Linked DNA regions of Mus musculus: region 2 is linked to region 1. A link is a loop called in an ENCODE intact Hi-C map of the cell type or tissue named here. Cell type or tissue: left cerebral cortex. All regions are shown on one strand. Each heading gives the region's core, and the rest is flanking DNA. Links, peaks and the distances in the headings are about the cores only.

The links. Hi-C counts contacts between places; a loop is a spot of excess contacts. Peaks named below come from ENCODE experiments on the same cell type or tissue, not always from the same donor. Only the 100,000 strongest peaks of a DNase experiment are listed, where the experiment ranks them.
Region 2: a loop joins it to region 1, with 2.0 times the contacts of the local background. A loop is called at or near these places in 3 of 42 quality-filtered maps.

Annotation. Positions count from the first base shown.
Region 1 is chr7:44,436,935-44,445,934 of GRCm38, forward strand. It overlaps Lrrc4b (leucine rich repeat containing 4B), which reads left to right and starts at 5,553. Exons shown (of 3, transcript NM_198250.1): 1 at 5,553-5,597; 2 at 7,941-8,278. The coding sequence starts at 7,976. In left cerebral cortex, for the core only: a CTCF peak has its summit at 6,732 (motif pointing left); DNase peaks (open chromatin) are centred at 4,820, 5,008, 5,725, 6,438 and 3 more places; H3K4me3 peaks cover 4,449 bases; H3K27ac peaks cover 4,792 bases.
Region 2 is chr7:44,379,852-44,390,201 of GRCm38, forward strand. Syt3 (synaptotagmin III) reads left to right here and starts at 4,275. Exons shown (of 11, transcript NM_001114116.1): 1 at 4,275-4,325; 2 at 4,955-5,098; 3 at 6,105-6,270. The coding sequence starts at 6,120. It also overlaps a transcript of 1700008O03Rik not described here. In left cerebral cortex, for the core only: a CTCF peak has its summit at 5,876; DNase peaks (open chromatin) are centred at 4,350, 4,769 and 5,521; H3K4me3 peaks cover 1,681 bases; H3K27ac peaks cover 2,286 bases.

The DNA of each region.
Region 1 (9,000 bases), core at 4,001-9,000:
CACCTTCCCAGCCTCCACCTTCCCAGCCTCCACCTTCCCAGCCTCCACTTCCCCATCCTCTACCCCCACTCCATCCCTCCCCAGCCTCTATTCCTTCCCAGCCTCCAGCCCCCCAGCCTCCACTCTCCCAGCTTCCACCCTGCCACCTCCCACCCCCCAGATCCTACCCCCAGACTCCACTCCCCCAGTCTCCATACCCCAGACTCCATACCCCAGACTCCACCCCTCCAGATTCCACCCCCCCAGACACCACTCTGGCTTCTCCACTCCAGGCAGAAGAGATGGGTTTTTGGCTTCCATGGCTCAATTACCCTGTCCCTGACTGTTCCCAGTAGCCTGCTGGCTAGAGGAGACCCCTCCTGCACACTTGTGACCCCACCTTGGCTCACACTCATGTGTCCTCTGGCCTGAGGTTGCTCAGTAGTGTGTGCCCAGCTGCCAGCATGAGAGCAGAGGTTGGGACTGTGAGCCTGCATTTGGGGACCTGATCCCTGTCACCTTCTAGTGGGAGATAGACAGCCGAGAGGCCAGGAAGTGGCTACATAGAGATTTGGTGACATGTCACCAGAACAGAGACCAGATTTGGGGGAGATGCATAGACCAAGAAGGAGAGAAGCCAAGCCCATCCCTAGGAATGTCCTGAGAGGCCACCATGGTGTGCCATAGACACTGGCTGTGCTGGGGGACACCTGAGTAGCCCTGGGCACTCAGGTCACTGCTCTGCCCTTTTCTCAAGGACTCTCTACTCGATGGTGAGAGGACATCAATGCTGGGGTTATGTGTTCACTCTTATTCTGAAAGCCCTGGGGGCATGCACAGGCAGAGGGACACCTCTGCACTTATTTCCTTCCACCCGGAGCCTACACCACCTGCCCCCTCTCCCAGCCTTGCTTATGACTTCTGTCCAAGAAGAAGGAAGTCCTCAGCTATGGAGCTGTGGAGCCTCTTCTCCGCACAGAGTTGTGGAAGTCCTCCTTTAGCTCTGACCACCACCCCTCTCACTACCTACCATGCAGCAGGCAGTTCCCTCTCTTGTCCTCACCTGATGAACTTGCTCAGGCACAGGAGTGTGGCCAACAGGAATGCTTTCTGCCTCCCATTTCTCCTCACCCCACCTCCCCTGGGTCCCCTGAGTTTCCGATCTGCCATCTGCCTGAATCCTCTCAGGCACCGTGCCCAAGATGTATCTATCCCTGAGCCGAGCTGGGTGAGCATCATTGTCAGAGGGCTTAGCATCTTGCTTGAGCACCTGGACCCCGGGGGTCTCCGGCCTCTGTCCTCGGCCACACTCCAGCCCACTCAGCTCTCTGGCTTCTCCATTCTTCCGGCTCTGCACATTCAAGGCCTTTGCCCTAGGCAGTCCTGCCTGGCCGCAGCCAGTGTCTCTGACTCCTCTGCATCCGCATCTGAACCTGAGAGTGGGGCCTTGGCTGAACCTTCCAGGGGCCTGAGGAGTGTTCTGTGTTGGGTGCCCTGGGGCTAGGACAGAGGGACAGGGCTGTAGCTGACTACTGGTTGGCTACTTGGCCAGCTATCCCACAGTGACCTCTGTGGGACTTATCACTGTGGTCCCTGGAGTCCTATGAATGACTCCTGGAGGCTATGAGTGTGTGTGTGTGTGTGTGTGTGTGTGTCATGGTTTTTCTTTTTTTTAAACAGTTATTTATAGTTTTGTGTGCGCATGTGCGTGTGGTCAGAGGACAACTTGCAGGATCTGTTCTCTCCCCACATCAAACTCAGATCCTCTGGCTTGGCTGCAGGCAGTTTACCCACTAAGCCAGCTCATCTTGTTTTTCAACAGGGTCTCTCATTGGCCCAGAGCTCACCTATTTGCCTGGGCTGGCTAGCTGGCAAGCCCAGAGATCCTGCTTCCTTCTTTCTCTTCCTCCCCCTCTCCCTCCCCCCCTCCTCCTTCCCTCCCCCCTCCTCCTCCAAGTATACCTCCAAGTCTAGCTTGCCTACATTGCTTCTGGTGACTGAACTCAAGCAAGCATTTTACCCAAGAAGCACTCATCCCAGATAGATAGATAGATAGATAGATAGATAGATAGATAGATAGATAGATAGATAGATAGGGGCTGGAGAGATGGCTCAGCGGTTAAGAGCACTGACTGCTCTTGCAGAGGTCCTGAGTTCAATTCCCAGCAACCACATGGTGGCTCACAACCATCTGTAATGAAATCTGATGCCCTCTTCTGATGTGTCTGATGACAGCTACAGTGTACTCATATACATAAAATAAATAAATCTTTAAAAAGATAGATAGATATGTGTGTATGCATGTATGTATATATGTATGTATTGGCAGTACTTGCAATGAACCTTGGGCTTTTTTGCAGACTAGGCAAAAACTCTACTATACCCCCAACCCCTCACTGGGGGTCTAGATGCATGCTTTACTGCTGAGCTACATCCCCAACCCACTTTTTCTTTAGAGACAGAATCTTATTAAGTTGCCCAGGCTGGCCTTGAACTTGCCATTCTTCTACTTAGCCTCTGCATAGCAGGGATAACAAGTCTGTGCCTCTATGCCTATCCTCTTTCCTAACTCTATATTGGACCTTGAGCCAATGTCTAAACCTATCTGTGAAATGGGGAGTGCCAGCAGTTCTTAGAGGGCTGCTGCCCAGAGAGCAGCTTTTTCCTCGGGAACCACTGCATAAGGGTGTGGTATCCATGCTGGTAATAGAGTCACAGCTGTGTGCTGTGAGCCTGCTCCAATGCAACCTGAGCCTGGAACTGGTGCAGGTGCACACTCAGAAAGAGCAGCTAGCCTGCTCTCTGCACCAGTTTGGCCAGTGTATAGCTCCATGAGCAGGTTCTGGTTCCAAGCAAAGATGAGACTCCCCTAGTGACAGATTAGTTAGAGGGGCACCTAGCAATGCACTGGGATCTAGCCAGCCAGATGGGACTGTGGCAAAGAGGGACGGAGGAGGACCTGAAACACAGGTGTCCAGTGAAAGGCAGTGACCTCCTAGGGTGGAGACCTCAGGTGAAGAGATGTTCCAGACTTGGGCAGCTCTTAGAGTGTGCCAGGACTGGGTGCCAGTGCATCTGTGACAAGAGGCAGAGATGGATCCTAACAGCGCAGGTGTGAAGCCAGGCATCCATACAGTGTGTCCATTCCTCCTCTCATCTGGCATTCCCTGAGCCTACCAGGATCTGTCACAGGTTTCAACACCAAACAGAAACCAAAGCCGATGAGACCCCACTCTTGGAGAAAGTGAATTCCAGTAGCTATGGTCTGAGAGATTAGGTAACCTGAGGGAGAAAGAACCAGGCATCATTCAGTGAGAGCGGTGTCAGAGGGATACAGGCAGAGTGAAGAACAACCACAAAGCCTCGCTCGCCCTCAGCCCCAGGCTGGTGCTCAGCTCCAGGAGGGAGGTCAGAGCAGAAGCTGACTGAGGAGTGAGGTTTTTAACCTTTATCTGTGTGATTCAGAAGTTGCTGGAGGGCCCTGAGCAGCAAAGGGAGGGATCTGGCTGGTCACTTGAGGGACCAGACACACTGTGGAGCAGAGTCCAGGCAGGAGTGAGGTGATGGCTAGGTCAGGAGCTAGCTGAGCATGAGCTGAGACAGGACAGCCTGTGTTCAGAACACTACTCTTTCAACCTCCAGCCACTATGGCAGGCAGCCTGTACTACCCTCCTCACAGTGAAGGACACCAGAACTCAGAAACTGAGGCCATATGGCAAAGAGGCAGATTCAGAAATCCAGCTCAGCCCCTTCCCAGAGCTCTAACTAGCACTACTTGCATTTGTGGGTCATGGTATGCTGAGCCTTGTACCCATTCGTAAGCACTTGGCATATGCTTCAGTGCCTGGCACAGAGTGGGGGCTTCATAAATAGGTTTTAGATAGAGTAAGTGGAAAAGGGAGGGGTGATAGATGGGCAGATATAAAGAGGTAGAAGGATGGATGGATGGATGGATGGATGGATGGATGGATGAATACATAAAGGGATGGGTAGAGACATAAATGAGTGAAGATAAATCAATAAATGGATGGCTGATGCATGGATAAAGAATGGAGAGATGGCTAACGGGATGGATGAATAGGTATGTAGATAAGGGAATTTATGAATGGATGAATGGATGGACGGGTAGCAGAAGAGATGGATGCATGGATAAAGGGTTGGATGGACAAGGAAAGAAATAGGTAAATGGAAGGATAGATATATAGATAAGAGGATGGATAGATGGGTAGAGGGTGGATACATAGATGGACAGATGGATGGATGGATGTTGGATGGAGGAGTGGGTTGATAGGTGGATATATAGATGACTGTATGGGTATATGGATAGATAGATGAATGGCTGTATGGACAGATAGAAGGAAGCATGGATAGATGAAGGGACACATGAAGTGAATAGCAAAGTGTAGCTTCACAGCCTGTTCTGCAGAGGGCACCAGGAGGTGGGTATTAGTCTGTGGCTGGGGGGGGGTTGGCATCAGGGGTAGCTTTCTTTGTGGCAAGAATGAGTGCTGGTCTCAGCTGAAAGGTTGATGGTGACATGGGCCTAAGTTGGCTGGCATAGGTTGACTGGAATACTGGAATGGGGTTGAATCAGCAGCTGCATGAGGTAGTGGGGGGACCTAGAGCAGATGCAGGAGCGCCAGGGTGGACCCTGAGGATGTAGGAGGGATGTCTTGGTCCAGCGGCATGGAGTCCATGCTGCCCAGCCTGGTTCTGCAGCCGAGGCTGCTGTGTGTGTGTGTGTGTGTGTGTGTGTGTGTGTGTGTGTGTGTGTGTGTGTGTGCCTGCCATGAGGCTCTAGCTTGGCACAGTCCAAACCCCTCTCCCCTGGCAGCACAGCCGACAACCTTCCTCCCCCGCTTCCCCCGACCTTCCCTGACTGCCCAGAACCAACGGGTTAATTAGATAACGGAGCCTTTGATTAGCGGGGGAGGGGGAGGCCACCCCCTGGCCGAGCTAGCTGGGAGGGGGGAGTTGAGTGAGGGTGGAGGGAAGGAGGAAGGGAGCGCCCTCCCCGCTGGAAGGAGAGAAAGAAGGAGGGAGGGGGCGGGGAGGGAGCGAGCTGGGCTCTGCACTGCCGTGTGACTAGAAATTGTAATCGCAGAGAAAGGGAGCAAGGCAGAGCTGGGAGAGAGACAAGGAGGCAGGCCCCAGGACAGACAGACGGACAGTGGGAACCTGACTGAGCCAGGCTCCCAGCAATGACAGACTGACAGGGACAGTGGAGGAGGAGGACAGACCGACAAGAGGTCTGGGGGTCCTCGGGGAGACAAGACAGAGTCGGGGAGCTGGGGAGAGGGGCAGAGGCTGTGTCTGTGAGTGAAGAGAAAGGAAGCTGGTGTTGGGGGGAGTAAAGTGGGGGACACAGGACCACAGGAGGCAAGGGCTTGCTCGTGTGGTGGCCAAGAGAAAAAGGCCAGGCTCCCCTAGAGGGTGGGGAGGGCGACAGACGGGGGGGGGTGCAGGGAGACCCAAGAAGCCCCTGCGCCCCCCCCCTCAGCACAAGCTCAACGGGAAGCAGTAGGAAGCTGGGGTGGCAGGGCCCCGGGCAACTGCAGGCATGTGGAGGGGGGGGCCTGGGGCACAGAGAGAAGGCCATCGGAAGCCAAGCCGCCAGGGTGAGTGTCCCTCAGAGTGTGTGCTCTGGGAGCGGGGAGACAAGGACAAGGAGATGGTGGTGGCAGGAGAGGCGGGAGGGGAGGGAGGGGAGCTGCTACTGCAGAAGCCTCGACGGGGTGTGCACTGGCAGCCTTGGTGGGGGAGGAGACCCGGGCGCTGGCCTGGGGGATGGTGGGCTCGGTGAGCACAGACCCTTGGCTGGTCGTTGCCAGAGTATCAGGAAGTGGGGATCGTGGAGCCGAGTGGACTGAGGAGAAAGCTCCCTGGCCACATGTGTGGGAACAAAGGCCCCCGGCCCCTGCCGAGGCAAGCTAGTGAAGGCAGCGTGTGGTGGCCAGCCCTGAGGCGGTGGGGGGGTGGGGGGGTTCTGCCTCTCTGTCTTTCTGTCTATCTCTCGGTCTCTCGTGCCTCCGCTTCTCTGATCCTGTCAGTCTCTGCTCCTGGGTCCATCTCTCCATCTCCGTCTTTTTGTCTATTTCTCTGTTTCTGCCTCTCTGTCACGGTCTCTGTCCCTTGGCCTCTGTCTATCTCTGTGCCGGTTTTTGTCTTTGTCTTTTCCCCCCCTTTTCTATCTTTGTCTCTGTTTCCGTGCCTCTCACCATCTCTGTCATTTTCTCTTGGTCTGTCTCTCTGTCTCCATCTCTGTTTCTTTTTATCTCTGTCTCCATCTCTGTCTCCATTTCCAGCCCTGCCTTCACACACTTGCTCCAATACACGGCGGCGGCACACATATTTCTATCTGGGTTAAAATCTTGGAGGCTACAGGAGTGTGTGTGTGTGTGTGTGTGTGTGTGTGTGTGTGTGTGTGTGTGTGTGCTTGCTCGCGCGCTCGCGTGCTTGCGCGCTCATGCGCACCTGCATGGGGGGCAGGCAGCCCTGTGTCCATGGATTAGAGAGGCCGTGTGTGAGGGTGTGTCTGTCTCTGCTGTTTGTGTGAGTGGGTGGGTGATCATGTTTATGGGGACCCCTCTCCCCCTACTGCCCCCCCGTTTCAGGGGATTCTATGTGTGTGAGCACTCAGGGGTGCCATGTGGAGGGACCATTGGGAGCCAGAGGGTAAGTCCTGAGGCCAGACCCCCTCTGCCACCCAGTGGGCCTTGACAAGGCACAAAATCCAGCAGCTTCCGCCCTCCACAGGCAGGAGCGGCTGATGCATAGGAAGGGCGCCTGCTGTGCTGGCTGCAGTCACTGCCCTATCTGCGCGCCATTTGGTTAGCCTGAGTCCCTCCCCCCGGGACTCAGGAAAACAGGGGATAGGATGGGGGGGGGTGTACAATGACCCTGAATTCCTGCATCCCAGACACAGACATGGGGGTCCCTACTGCTCCATCCCCACTCCATCAGCTCCTCAGCCCTGTCCTGCGACAGCCGCTGGCACAGGTCCCGCCACAGGCTGTGTTCCCTTGGAGCACCTGCAATCTTGAGGCCCATGGGCACTGCTATAGTCTCCAACAGGGCCACCACAGGGTGGGGGCACCCCAACAGCCTCCCACCTCCTGCCAGAAACCCAGCTACCTCCTGTCCCCTCTCGATTACCTCTCCTCCAAGTCTAGGACAGGACAGGGCCTGAGTGGAGTGAGGGATGACCCCAGGGTGGGCAGGAGGGCATACAGAGATGGGCCTTCATGTCTGGTTCTGGTGCCCGTACACCTGGACAGAGACCTGCAGGGAGGGATGGAGGGATGGGACGCTGCCTCCCAGGGGACCTGCAACCCGCTTGGTGTGTGATAGGAGTTGATCAGTGTTGCTTTTCACCCCGGCAGAGCCTTTGCCTCATTGTCTGTCTGTCTGTCCCTCTATCTCTACATACTTACCTGTCTAACTGAACTCAATGCAATGACACAACTTAAAAAAAATTTTTTTAACAAACAGTTCTAGGGGTGGAAACAAAGGCCTTGAGCATCCTGGGAATGTGCCCCACCGCCCAGCCACATGTTGACTTTTTAGTTTTGAACGAGGTCTCACTGCATTGCCCAGGTTGGCTCTGGATGTACTCTCTCTAGCCCAGGCCAGTCTGCAACTTTCAATGCTCCTGCCTCGACATCTTGAGCAACTACAAGGGCAGTCCTGCGACCCCAGGCCTGGCAGGACCTAAGTTTGAATCTAGCTGACGTTGCCATTTACTAACCAAGTGACCTTGGGCACAAATGTCCTCTCTCTTGCCTCATTTATCCTTTCTGCAGAATGGCCCAGAGGAGGATGAGGTCTGGCACAGGAAGGCCAAGTCCCTGTAACTTTGGTTCTGAGCAGGGGTAGGGACTTCTGGTGGAACTGAGCCTGATGAAGCTCAGGCAGCCTGAGTCCCTGTTGCTTACTGACCAACACCCTCTCTTCTCCCACAGCCCCCCAGCGTGCCCTCGGAGTATGAACATTGAGGATGGCGCAGGCCCACATCCGCGGCTCCCCGTGCCCCTTGCTGCCGCCTGGTAGGATGTCCTGGCCCCACGGGGCTCTCTTGCTCCTGTGGCTCTTCTCCCCACCCCTGAGGGCTGGTGGGGGCGGTGTGGCCGTGACCTCAGCCGCTGGAGGAGGCTCCCCGCCAGCCACCTCCTGCCCAGCCGCCTGCTCCTGCAGCAACCAGGCCAGCCGGGTGATCTGCACGCGGAGGGAGCTGGCCGAGGTGCCAGCCAGCATCCCTGTCAACACCCGCTACCTGAACCTGCAAGAGAACAGCATCCAGGTGAGCCCGCCTCCGCCGCTGATTGGCCCGTGGGTCAAGGCACAAAGGGTGCAAGCCTCTGCCTCCCTCCTCATCCCTCTCATCCTGGAGTTCCTGGTGTCTGCGCACGGATTCACGTCCTCGCCCCGCCCACCTTTGCGATATATTTCCATGTAGGCTGTGTACGTTTTCCTGGGGTGCCTGTCACACCCCCACACCACAGTACAGGGTGCCTTGAGGTAGCCAGGAGAGGCCCTTCCACTTCACCATCGCTTGTGTTGGCCTGACCTGGCATCTCCAGAAAACCTCAATGTCTTCTTCTAGTGGGGGCTGGTTTCCTTCCGGTCCTGGAGAACTGGCTGGGTGAATGATGGGGGCCAAGGGGCTCAGGGTTTAGGGTTGGTACTGGCAGAGTGGTGAGTGGAGGCTGCAGGTGACTTTAGCTGCCTTTTGGCTGGTGTACAACCTTCCCCGTGCGGTGGGGCTAGGGGCTGTGCTGGTGGCAGAGTGAGCTGTTGGGAGCCGCCTCCCACCTCTGCGCTGTGACATTTGGAACAGGTCTTTCTACAGCGGGGAGGCTGAGGTGGGGCTGTCCTGAGTGCTGCAGATTGCTCAGCAGCGCCCCAGCCAGCCATCAGCTGTCTGCAGACCCAGTGTCTGTGAGCAGACATGGTGCTCACCCCCATGAGGATTTTGTTGTTGGTTGGTTGGTTCTTGGGTTTTGTTTTGCTTTTCTATCTATG
Region 2 (10,350 bases), core at 3,136-8,135, 58 kb before region 1:
AACAAGGCCACACCCATTCCACCAAGGCCACCTCCTACTTCTTAAACAGTTCCACTTAAACTTGTGATCCAATGGAAACCATTCTCAATCAAACCCACACACCTTCCTTCCCTCCATCTCTTTCTATGTTACAACCTGCCATGCCCCTGAAATAAGCTCACAAGTTCAGAAGCCTTCCTTGACATCTTTCCCAGTACTCTCAGCACCCAAGACTTATCCGCACAGTCCCAAGATGGTCCTCCTCTGTCTCCTTATCAGAGCTTTCAATTTAAACTTAAAAATTTTTTTACATATATATACACATATATTTGAGACAGGGTTTCTCTGTGTAGCCCTGGCTGTCCTGGAACTCACTTTGTAGACCAGGCTGGCCTCGAACTCAGAAATCCACCTGCCTCTGCCTCCCAAGTGCTGGGATTAAAGGCGTGCGCCACCACCGCCTGGCTTACTCATATCTTCTGTATGGGTGTACACATGCATGCCACAGCACATGCGTGTGGATCAGTGTGTGGGAGTATCTGTAGACATAAGTTTTGGCAGCCTATTTTAATAAATGTTCAACCTCTCCTCTAGCCCACCAGCCACCAGAGGTAGTGGAAGAGAAAAGTCATTAGAATACACAGGAAGTGGACTTGTTTAGAAATAATTCTCTGGGGACAAAGGCAAAAAGAAGTCGCAGGAACCTCACGAGAAGTCATTTGGCAAAGTTTCTCTCTAACACATCACCACAAGCGGAGCTCAGCAACGAGATGTAAGGCAAACTAAAGCATGGGTGTTGTTAGTGAAGACTAGCGAGGTACAGCAAAGCAAACCGATGCTCTTGCCCCCGCTGTCTGTGGGGTCGTGTTTATACTCCTCCTCCATCAGGCGTCCTTTCACATGTCTGCTTTAGCAAACCATCCTTTCACCTGTGTTCACCAGGAGAACATCATGTGATATAGCCACCTTCCCAAAGAAGCCAGAAACTTCCACTTCAGTCTTCCTCTTCCACTGTGTGAGGGCCAGGGATCAAACTCACGGCATCAGGCTTGGCTGCAAGCTCCTTCACACACTAGGCCATCTTGTCTGCCTGGAGACATTTGATGAATTGAAGAACTATATTACTTACTTTTTTATTAAGCCAAATAGGGTAGCCAGCACATTCTCTTTCCTGGTTTCCAGTTTTCCACGCCCAGCAGCAGCAAAACCCAAGGCCCTCAAATATCCTAGATGCACATAAAGTCAAGGCTCCAGATTCAGACCCAAATGCAGGGCTTCTGCGGACCTGCTTGTGTTTTAAATAAGACACAGACTTCTAAACAGTTTAAAGCCGTTGGCCTTTAGTTAGACCAGTCTCTCAGCTAGCTCATTTAAACTTTTCCTAACTTTTCCACCATCCACCTTTCCCTACAAGAGTCCTCACTACCTGCCTACAACTTCGTTCTCTCCTTTCTGCTTCCTTCAGTGTCTTCCTCCCTCTGTCTCTCTTTGAGTTTACCACATCTTCTATCTATCTCTTTATCTCTATCTCTATCTCTATCTCTATCTCTATCTCTATCTCTATCTCTATCTCTATCTCTCTCTCTATCTCTCTCTCTCTCTCTCTCTCTCTCTCTCTCTCTATCTCTATCTCTATCTCTATCTCTATCTCTATCTGCCTGGAAGTCCCAGCTCCATACTTCCTGACCCAGGTCTGGCCATCAGCTCTTTATTATACAAAAACCATATTTCAGCCTGAACTGATCAGCAGCAAGACAACACCTGACCATCCCTTAGGGTTTGCCTTTAGGCGATAAGGACTGCCGGATCCGCCTCTTTTGGGCAGATGAGGAATGACAAGCATATCATATAGAGAAGCATGGGCATAGCAATGGCACCACCAAAACCCTGCCCGCGTAGCTCTTAGTACAGGATTAACCATTGAAAACACAGGGGCACGCCTTCCAACAATGTAAAGGAAGGTTACCCCAACAATACCCAAAGGGACTTTCAAGCCACCTCAGTCATTTCCCATCTACGTGAGGCCTTGCCTTCGAGGACGCTCTTCCTTTCTCTCATTTGTCACATGCAGCTAAGGATCTAATGAACACCATAAGCACCAGTTACGGCAGCACCAAACACTAACTGATGGCAAGCATCGCAGCTCTACCGCCGAGCCCCTCCCCTCGCAGGCTTCTGCCACCGGATGCCACCACCAGCCCCTCCCCAAGGAGCACTAGACAGGTGCTCTGCAACTGAGCTCAGGATAATTTAATTTAATCTTCGAAATAATGGTGCAATATCTGATTTTTATTTCTAAATTATCATTTTCAGGCCCGGGAGAAAACTCATCAGTAAAGTGCTTACTGAGCAAACATGTTATGAGTTGTACCCCAGAACAACATAAAAAGCCAGGTGTGGTGGCAAGCCCCCACTTTAATTTCCTCTCTGGGAGGTAGAAGCAGATAGATCCATGGATCTCACAAGCCAGCCAAAAACTGAGACAGATGACACCCTGATACCTGTACATCGCATGTGCATGCATTCGCACGCACATACATGCACATACATGCACACGTGTGTACCAATTATCATCATCTTAGTGGGGTGTAGTGGTACCAGCCAGCAGTACTAGCACTCAGAAAGCAGAGGCAGGAGGATTACTAGTTCTCATCTGGTTTGGACTTCAGAGTAAAGCCTAGTGTCCAAACTTTTGTTTGTTCGTTGTTTGTTAATTTAAAAATCGTCCTCATTTTTAAAGAGAAAAAGTAAGGCAGTTAGGAACTAACCCAGCGGAAGTCATACAGTGTGCTGAGCTGGCATTAAACACGCATGCATTTTCCCGAGTCGCACAGATGGCTGGTTCTTGCTGCAGCTGCCTCGCAGCATCTGAGCTGCCTCAGACTCACAGTGTTTCTTTGAAGATGTGTCACGTGAAGCTGGCAAGCCCATCTGTGTGCACATTTCTGAGTGTGTGTCACCGCCTGGTCAGGCTGAGCTCCATGGCTGGCATGGAGCTGACTAGCCACTAAGGCCGTTCGCCGCACCTTTGGTGGCCAGGCCCCCGTGCATGCTTCCTCAGACTCCTGTGAGAAGATGCTAGCAGCATAAACATGGACCCTGGATGGAGCCAGCTATCTTTTTCGGAGGCTTCTGATATATAACAACTGCAAATTGCATGCATACGCTACAAGGGGAAGAGTTGCTTTGAACCCAGAGTCTCAGATATGCCAAGCAAACACTGGTTTTTTAGGCTATCAGACCAAGCGCTTTGCTTTCCTGGGAGATTCTACTAGACAAAGGCTCCACTTCTCATCAATGCCCCCAGCTCCTCACTGGAGGATTCTAGACAGGGCTTCTACTGCTGCACTACATCCCCAGCTCTCTCTTATTTTTGGACAGGGTCTCACTCAATCTGCAGAGGCTGGTCTTGAACTCATCCGTAGCCCAGGTTGACCTGGAACTTTCTATCCTCTTCCCTCCCCATCCAGAGCAACTGGGATGAAAGGTCTCTGCCATCAGGCCTTGGAAGCTGTGTTTATTTTGTATAACTGGCTGGCGGGAGGACAATAGCAATTGAGTGAGACACTAACTTCCAAGCCACCCCTCTGGGCTGCTTTTGTGTAGATCAGGACCTCGTGGGAGGAATTGAATCTCCACGGGCCTCAATTGTTCTGTGAAATGGGAATACCTTGATTGCATTCATCCTTATACCAAAGTGAATATTCCATGAGAAGCCATCTTCAAAGCTCTTAACTCCTAACATTGGTAATGGTGAGTGGCAATTTTCATTAGCTGCTATTAATGTGGTAAAAACCGGATGCTCTGTGCCTGTAAGTAGTCATTAAGCACCCACTTGGTGCCAGTGTTTTTGATGCACACTGACTGGTTTCTCAAACTACATCCCTTAGGAGATAATTTCATTGTATTGTGCTGGACATCGGGATCTGGGATGCTAAGAGTCTCAAGGGGACTAGGGCAGGATTCAAATCCAGTGCCTGTGGCTCTACCTAAAATATGAGACTTACTGTGGCCAGCTTTCATTCCAGCCTGCTCAGCTGTAAACCCTGAGATCTTGCTCCCTGGAGAAAGGAGTTTTTGTGGCCTGGGACCTCTGAATCCTAACCTTCTAGTTCCCTCAGGTGGCCTCTCAACTGGGGCGAAACTGCAACCAGAGTCCAGGGAGGTGCACACTAGGGCCATACGGATTTTGGCTTTTGGGTTGCATGGGCTGGCGGGGGAGGGGGGGGGAAAGGGCTTGGGAGGAGCCGAGGAGCTGCGACAGGGGTGGGGAGGAGCCAGGCGGGCACCGCGGCAGCGGGCAGGCGGGCGCGCGCGCGCTCCGGGCTGCAGCAGCCGGGGCTCCGGTGAGTCCGCCCCTCCCCCTCCCCCGCCCCAACCTCATCCCAAGGGGGCGGCCCCAAGTGGGGGCGCGGAGGTCGGTGCAAATAGGGGCGCATCTGGAGCTGGGGAGCTGAGTCTGCAGTGCCAGCTGGACGCTCCAGGGGAGGGGCACGTGGCCCTGGAAAAAGGGGGATCTTGATTCCAATACACCTGGGTGCACTTCACCCTTGCCCACCCATCCCCAGAGTATGGGGATTAGTGACCCATCTCATGACCCCTAAGTGATTAGAGCTACGTGACCTCTGGAGATCTTGGACTCCTTTCCCCTCTCCTGCAGCGTCTTGGGACCCTGACATTTTAACCCTTCCAGCACCACTCCCCCAAAAAATCCCATATTCTGCAGACCGGAGACGCATTGAGGACTTCAACTCCCAGCAGCCCTTGCAGCTCTGGTGCGATAAAGCTGCAGTAGCACTAGCAGCAAGACCAGCTGGGAGTTGTAGTCCCTAAGCTTTTAACTAGCTGCTGGGGGCACGGAGGTGGGAGGGGGCGGCTGGACCTCACCGGGGTCATCTGGGGTCGCGCAGCTACTTCGAGTCGGGCAAGATGCAAAGCTTGGGCTGATTTTTTCCCTCCCGATTTGGGTCCCTAGATCAGTCACCAGCCCCCCTTCTTGCCACCTGGCAAGCGTGGAGACCGGTCCGCAGCGGCTAGGCTCGTCCACCCTGCAATCCCCATGGGCTACCGCCCCCCGCCGCCTCGGCTGCCACCCAGGACAAGGCAGGGGTAAGCACAGGTGAGTCTGACCCTGGCCAAATGGCAGTCAGTCTTCCTTAGCAGCCTGGCTTCTCTTGACTGTCTGGCCCTCGTTCTTTCCCTCGGGGGGGGGGGGGGCTCTTTCCCACCGATGTCTAATGTCTAGCTCCAAACCTTACCTTGTGTTACTCCCTCCTCGCCCACCTCCACCTCTCTCTCCTGTTCTCCTTTTTTTTTTTTTTAAACTGACCATGCTTCTGTCTGTCTGTGTTCCCAACTCTCTTCTCTTGCCTTGTATCTGAGGTCTCCAGCCATTGTCTGGTTGTCCAACCTGGAATTCAGCATCTTTTCTCTCTCTCTTCTGATCTACCTGTGTCTCATTGGAAGGTATTTCTGCCCACACCCCTGCCTCCCTGGCTTCACTTCTCTCTGTGTGTGCACCATGTCTCGGATATAATGAAGTACACGCTGTTCCCCAGCCTCTGTCCTGAACCTCTATACTCCGAATTCTGTGTCTATCTTTCCCTGGCTACCCGACTTCACTTGGTCCTTTCCTCTTATCTCTATCTGTCCTCTTAGCTCCCCTTCTCTCAGCTCGGGGTTTCTGCCACACACCTGACTCTCCTTCCTCTGACCCTCCAGCAGTTTCCCACCCTAAGCCTCCCACCAATGATGTTGCAGCTGCCCAAAATGCTCTTACCTGCCACAGCCTGGCTGCCTACTGTTGATGGCTGCCTCCAACCTTCCTTTGGGTCTCAGAGTACCCATCCTGACTTTCAGTCTGTGGCCCCTTGGGGGCACATTCCTTTCGTCTGAGAGTACCTTGCCTTTTGGTGTGGCTCTGTTGATCCGTTTGCTCCTTAACCACTCTCATTAGATGGTGACCCCAAGAAGTGACTATAACATCTGTCATTTTCATCCTCTAATCCTGGTCCCCGAGCCACCACCTTCTGACCTTTGCCTCCCTACCAGACCTTCTCCCTCCTTCTCCCTGCACCTGTCCCTGTCTCTTTCTGCAGCTCTGCCCACCCCACTCTTAAGTATAGGATCACGTGGCCACTATGTCTGGGGACTATGAAGATGACCTCTGTCGGCGGGCGCTCATCCTGGTCTCAGACCTCTGTGCACGGGTCCGAGATGCTGATACCAATGATAGGTGTCAAGAGTTCAACGAACTGCGGATCAGAGGATATCCCCGGGGTCCGGATGCAGGTCAGAACCCCAGCTGTCCCAACTAGCCACTGACTGCTACCCAACTCCATAAGGGCAAAGACTTGGGAAGGTCAGAGCAGAGCCACTCAGCTTTCACTCCCTTTATGGCTAGCTCCATTGAGAGCCTTGCCTCTGTCTTTGCTTTATCTCCAAACCACTGAAATGGGAGAAATAGCTGTGTGCTTGGTCCATCTAACCCCTGACCTTAGAGTTTTGTCCCATAGGCCTACCTCTTCCTAATTACAGCCATGAAATATCCCTGTCAGAAATCATGAATTGAATCCTTTTTTTTTTTTTTTGAGGTGAGGAGGAAGTTGGGGATCAGATAAAGCATTATGGAGGCCTGGTTGGTCTCAAACTTAAAATAACCCTCCTGCCTCAGTCTCTCAGGTGCTGGGATTACAAATATGAACCACCATAGCTAGCTCTAGAAAAATTCATTACACCAAAAAGCTACAGACTAAGTCAGCCAAAGGATGTGTTGGTTGTGAGGCAGAGTCCAGAAAGCATGACTGTCCAGTGTTTCCTTCCAGTCAGGTCACAGGTCATCCTTAATTCTCTTGTTATATTGGTATGTGACTCCTTACCCACCAGAGAGGTTCCCCAAACCTTAGTGCTTAGGGTTTTTGTTGGAGTTTGGGCATGTGATTCATTCATTAGCTTTTGTGTCACTATGGCCAAATTCTTGATGGAAGCAAAGGAGGGGCAGTTTACTTAGCTCATGAGTTCAGAGGTGTAGCTCTATCATAAGAAGAAGGCAGTCACATTATGGCCAACTGGGATACAGGATCCTGGAGGTGCTGGTCCTACCTAGCTTTCCTATTATACTGCATTTGGGTCTCCAGGGCATAGGGCAACGCTGGCTGTATTCAGGGTGGGTCTTCTCCTTCCAAGAGTCCTCTCTGGAAATGCCTTTGCATACACAGACATGTTTGTGCATGCACTGGTGTGCATGCATTTGGAAATCAGAGAACTCTTTAGGAACCATCCACTTTTTAAAAATTTATATTTGTTTTATGTGTCTACATATTTTTGACTGCATGTATATCTGTGCACCACATATCTACTGGTGTCCACAGAGGCCAAAATAGGCTGTTAGATCCCCTGGAACTGGGGTACTGGAGCCACTATGTGGGTGCTAGGAATTAAATTCAGGTCCTCCATGAGAGTAGCACGTGCTCTTAACGGCTGGCATACACCTTTTGTAGTTTTTGAGACAGGCTCTCTCATTGGCCTGAAGCTCATCAGGTGGGGTTGGCTGCATGGCCAGGGAGTCCAGAGATCTGCCTGTCTCTGTGTCTGTGGGTGCTGGGATTACACATGTGCACCAGCATGTCTGGTGATTTTTATGCAGTTCTGGAGCTCAAACTCAGGTCCTTTTGCTTACAGGACAAATACTTCACTGACTGAGCCATCTCCCCAGCCCCATGCTTTGCATTTTGATATAAGGTCTCACTCTGTAACCCAGACTGGCTTAAAACCCATTATGAAGCCAGATTGGCCTTCAACTCACAGCAATCCTCCTATCTTAGCCCCTAGGAACTAAAATGACAGACATGAGCCGCCCACAGCTAGCTCCTAGGTAGATCTAAATCTAGTCGGATTGACAATGAAGAGCAAGCATCACAAGTAAATGGGGTGGACTGTCTGCATGGCAGCTCTTAATCTTTAGCTCTTCCAGCGATAGGCTTTGGGCCCAATGTCATTTAGCATTGTCCTTGACTGCCCAGCATGGCACAAGACAACAGGGAGGGGCATCCCAAGAGCTTGGAGCTCTCAGATGTGTGCCTGCTCTGACAGGTTCCCACCTAGGGGCTGGTCAGGCTTGGAGAGGGTGTACCTTTTGCTCTAGGTTCACTGCTGCTCTGGCCTTGCACTCTCTGAGCTGTGCAGACAAGTAAAGGGAGCAGGAGAGGCCTGAAGGATCCAGAGGTCTCCGATGGGGATCTTGTACTGGCAAAGTTAGAAGCATCTGACTAGTCGGCTACGTGACTCCCATGTCCTGGTCCATCTCATGCACAAAAGGCTGCTAAAATCCTGGACTCTGGCTTCAGTAGCATCCAGGGCTCTCAGTAGGAAGGATGGATATGTAGCTAGGAGCACCCTAAGGGAGGCGGCAAGATGAAGCTCAGAGTCCTTGCACAAGTACCTCGCACAGCTTCCTGAGACATCCCTTTTCCCACAGCCTCAGTCTTTGCAGCTGGGACATGAGATCTATCACATTTAGGTCACACAGTAGCATGAGGATTAATGTCACACCCTGCTTTTGTATCACCAGATGATCTAGCAATAAGAGGTGTTTCCTTCTTTCTGACTGTTCCCTGAACACAGCAGTTATGGTTGGATGTCTCAGCTGGCAATGCCTGAGTTACTTGCCTCGGCCCAACATGGTTCTCCATATACAAAGAACAAGGACTCATCCTTGTTCTAACTCCAATCCAAGGAGTGACCTCCAAAATAAATTCTCACAGCCTAGAGAGTTACATCCATGAAACCTTTCTCCTGGTATCATTAGGAAAGGAGCCATATACCATAAAACCCCATTCCCAGTATTAATTACTAAAAAGCCAAAAAACATTGATAGTAAGAGCCAGGCGTGGTGGCAGGGTAGCATTCGGAAGGCACCAGTTAGGGCTGGTGAGATGGCTCAGCAGGTAAGAGCACCGACTGTTCTTCCGAAGGTCCTGAGTTCAAATCTCAGCAACTACATGGTTAGCTCACAACCACTGTAATGAGATCTGACTCCCTCTTCTGGTGCGTCTGAAGTCAGCTACAGTGTACCTATTTATAATAATAAATAAATCTTTTTAAAAGGGGGGGGGAGGGCCAGGCGAGGTGGCGCACGCCTTTAAGCACTTGGGAGGCAGAGGCAGGTGGATTTCTGAGTTCAAGGCCAGCCTGGTCTACAGAGTGAGTTCCAGGATAGCCAAGACTACACAGAGAAACCCTGTCTCAAACCAATAACAAAAAACAAAACAAACAAACAAACAAAAAAAACGAAGGAGAAGGAGAAGGAGGAGGAGAAGAAGGAGGAAAAGAAGAAGGAGAAGAAGAAGAAGAAGAAGGAGAAGGAGAAGGAGAAGGAGAAGGAGAAGGAAGGAGGAGAAGGAGAAGGAGAAGGAGAAGGAGCAGAAGGAGGAGGAGAAGGAGGAGAAGGAGGAGAAGAAGAAGGAGAAGGAGGAGAAGGAGGAGGAGGAGGAGAAGGAGAAGAAGGAGGAGAAGAAGAAGAAGGAGAAGGAGAAGGAGAAGAAGAAGAAGAAGAAGAAGAAGAAGAAGAAGAAGAAGAAGAAGAAGAAGAAGAAGAAGAAGAAGAAGAAGAAAAGAAGAAAGAAGAAGAAGAAAGAAAAGAAGAAGAAGAAGAAGGCGGCAGCACCAGTTAGCGTGTCATATGTGACCACAGTCATGAGACTGATTATCTGAATAAAGAAGTCTCTCTCGGGCCACTAGTCACCAAAAAGTAATGATCTTTGAAAGAAAGAGCATAGATTTTGAAGTGTGGCACCTGTGGTGTATGGGGGGAGTGTGGGGTGGGGGTGGGGGTGAGGATGGAGGTGAGGAGTATGTGCAAGTATGCACTGCACACAAGGGAGGCCAGAGGTCAACCACAGATGCTAACAGATGCTATTTCTCGGGCACCGTCCACTTTGTTTTTTGAAACAGACTCACTGTTCACGAAGTAAGCTCGGCTGACTTGCCAGCAAGCTCCTAAGGATCCAGTTGACTCTCTCTCCCCAGTGCTGGGGTTACAAGTACATACTATGCTGCCCAGCCTTTCTGTGTAGGTGCTGCGAATCCAAACCCAGATCTCGCACTTGGGCAGAGAGGTCTCGCCTCAGTCCCCATTCATAACCTCCTGTCTCTGGACCTCCACTTCCTGTTGTTAGAGCAGGACTGATATGTTGTCAATCTCCCAGGGTACCCTGAGGTACTAGTTATATTGTCACATCTCAACGAATGTTTGCTACTGTATTCTTCTACCTGTCATTTGCCTTCATTGCCATCAACTGCAACAAAGAACAGAGTAGATTTATCCCGCTTGCCAAACACTGAGTGAAAGCCTCGTACAAGTTAAGGTGGCTT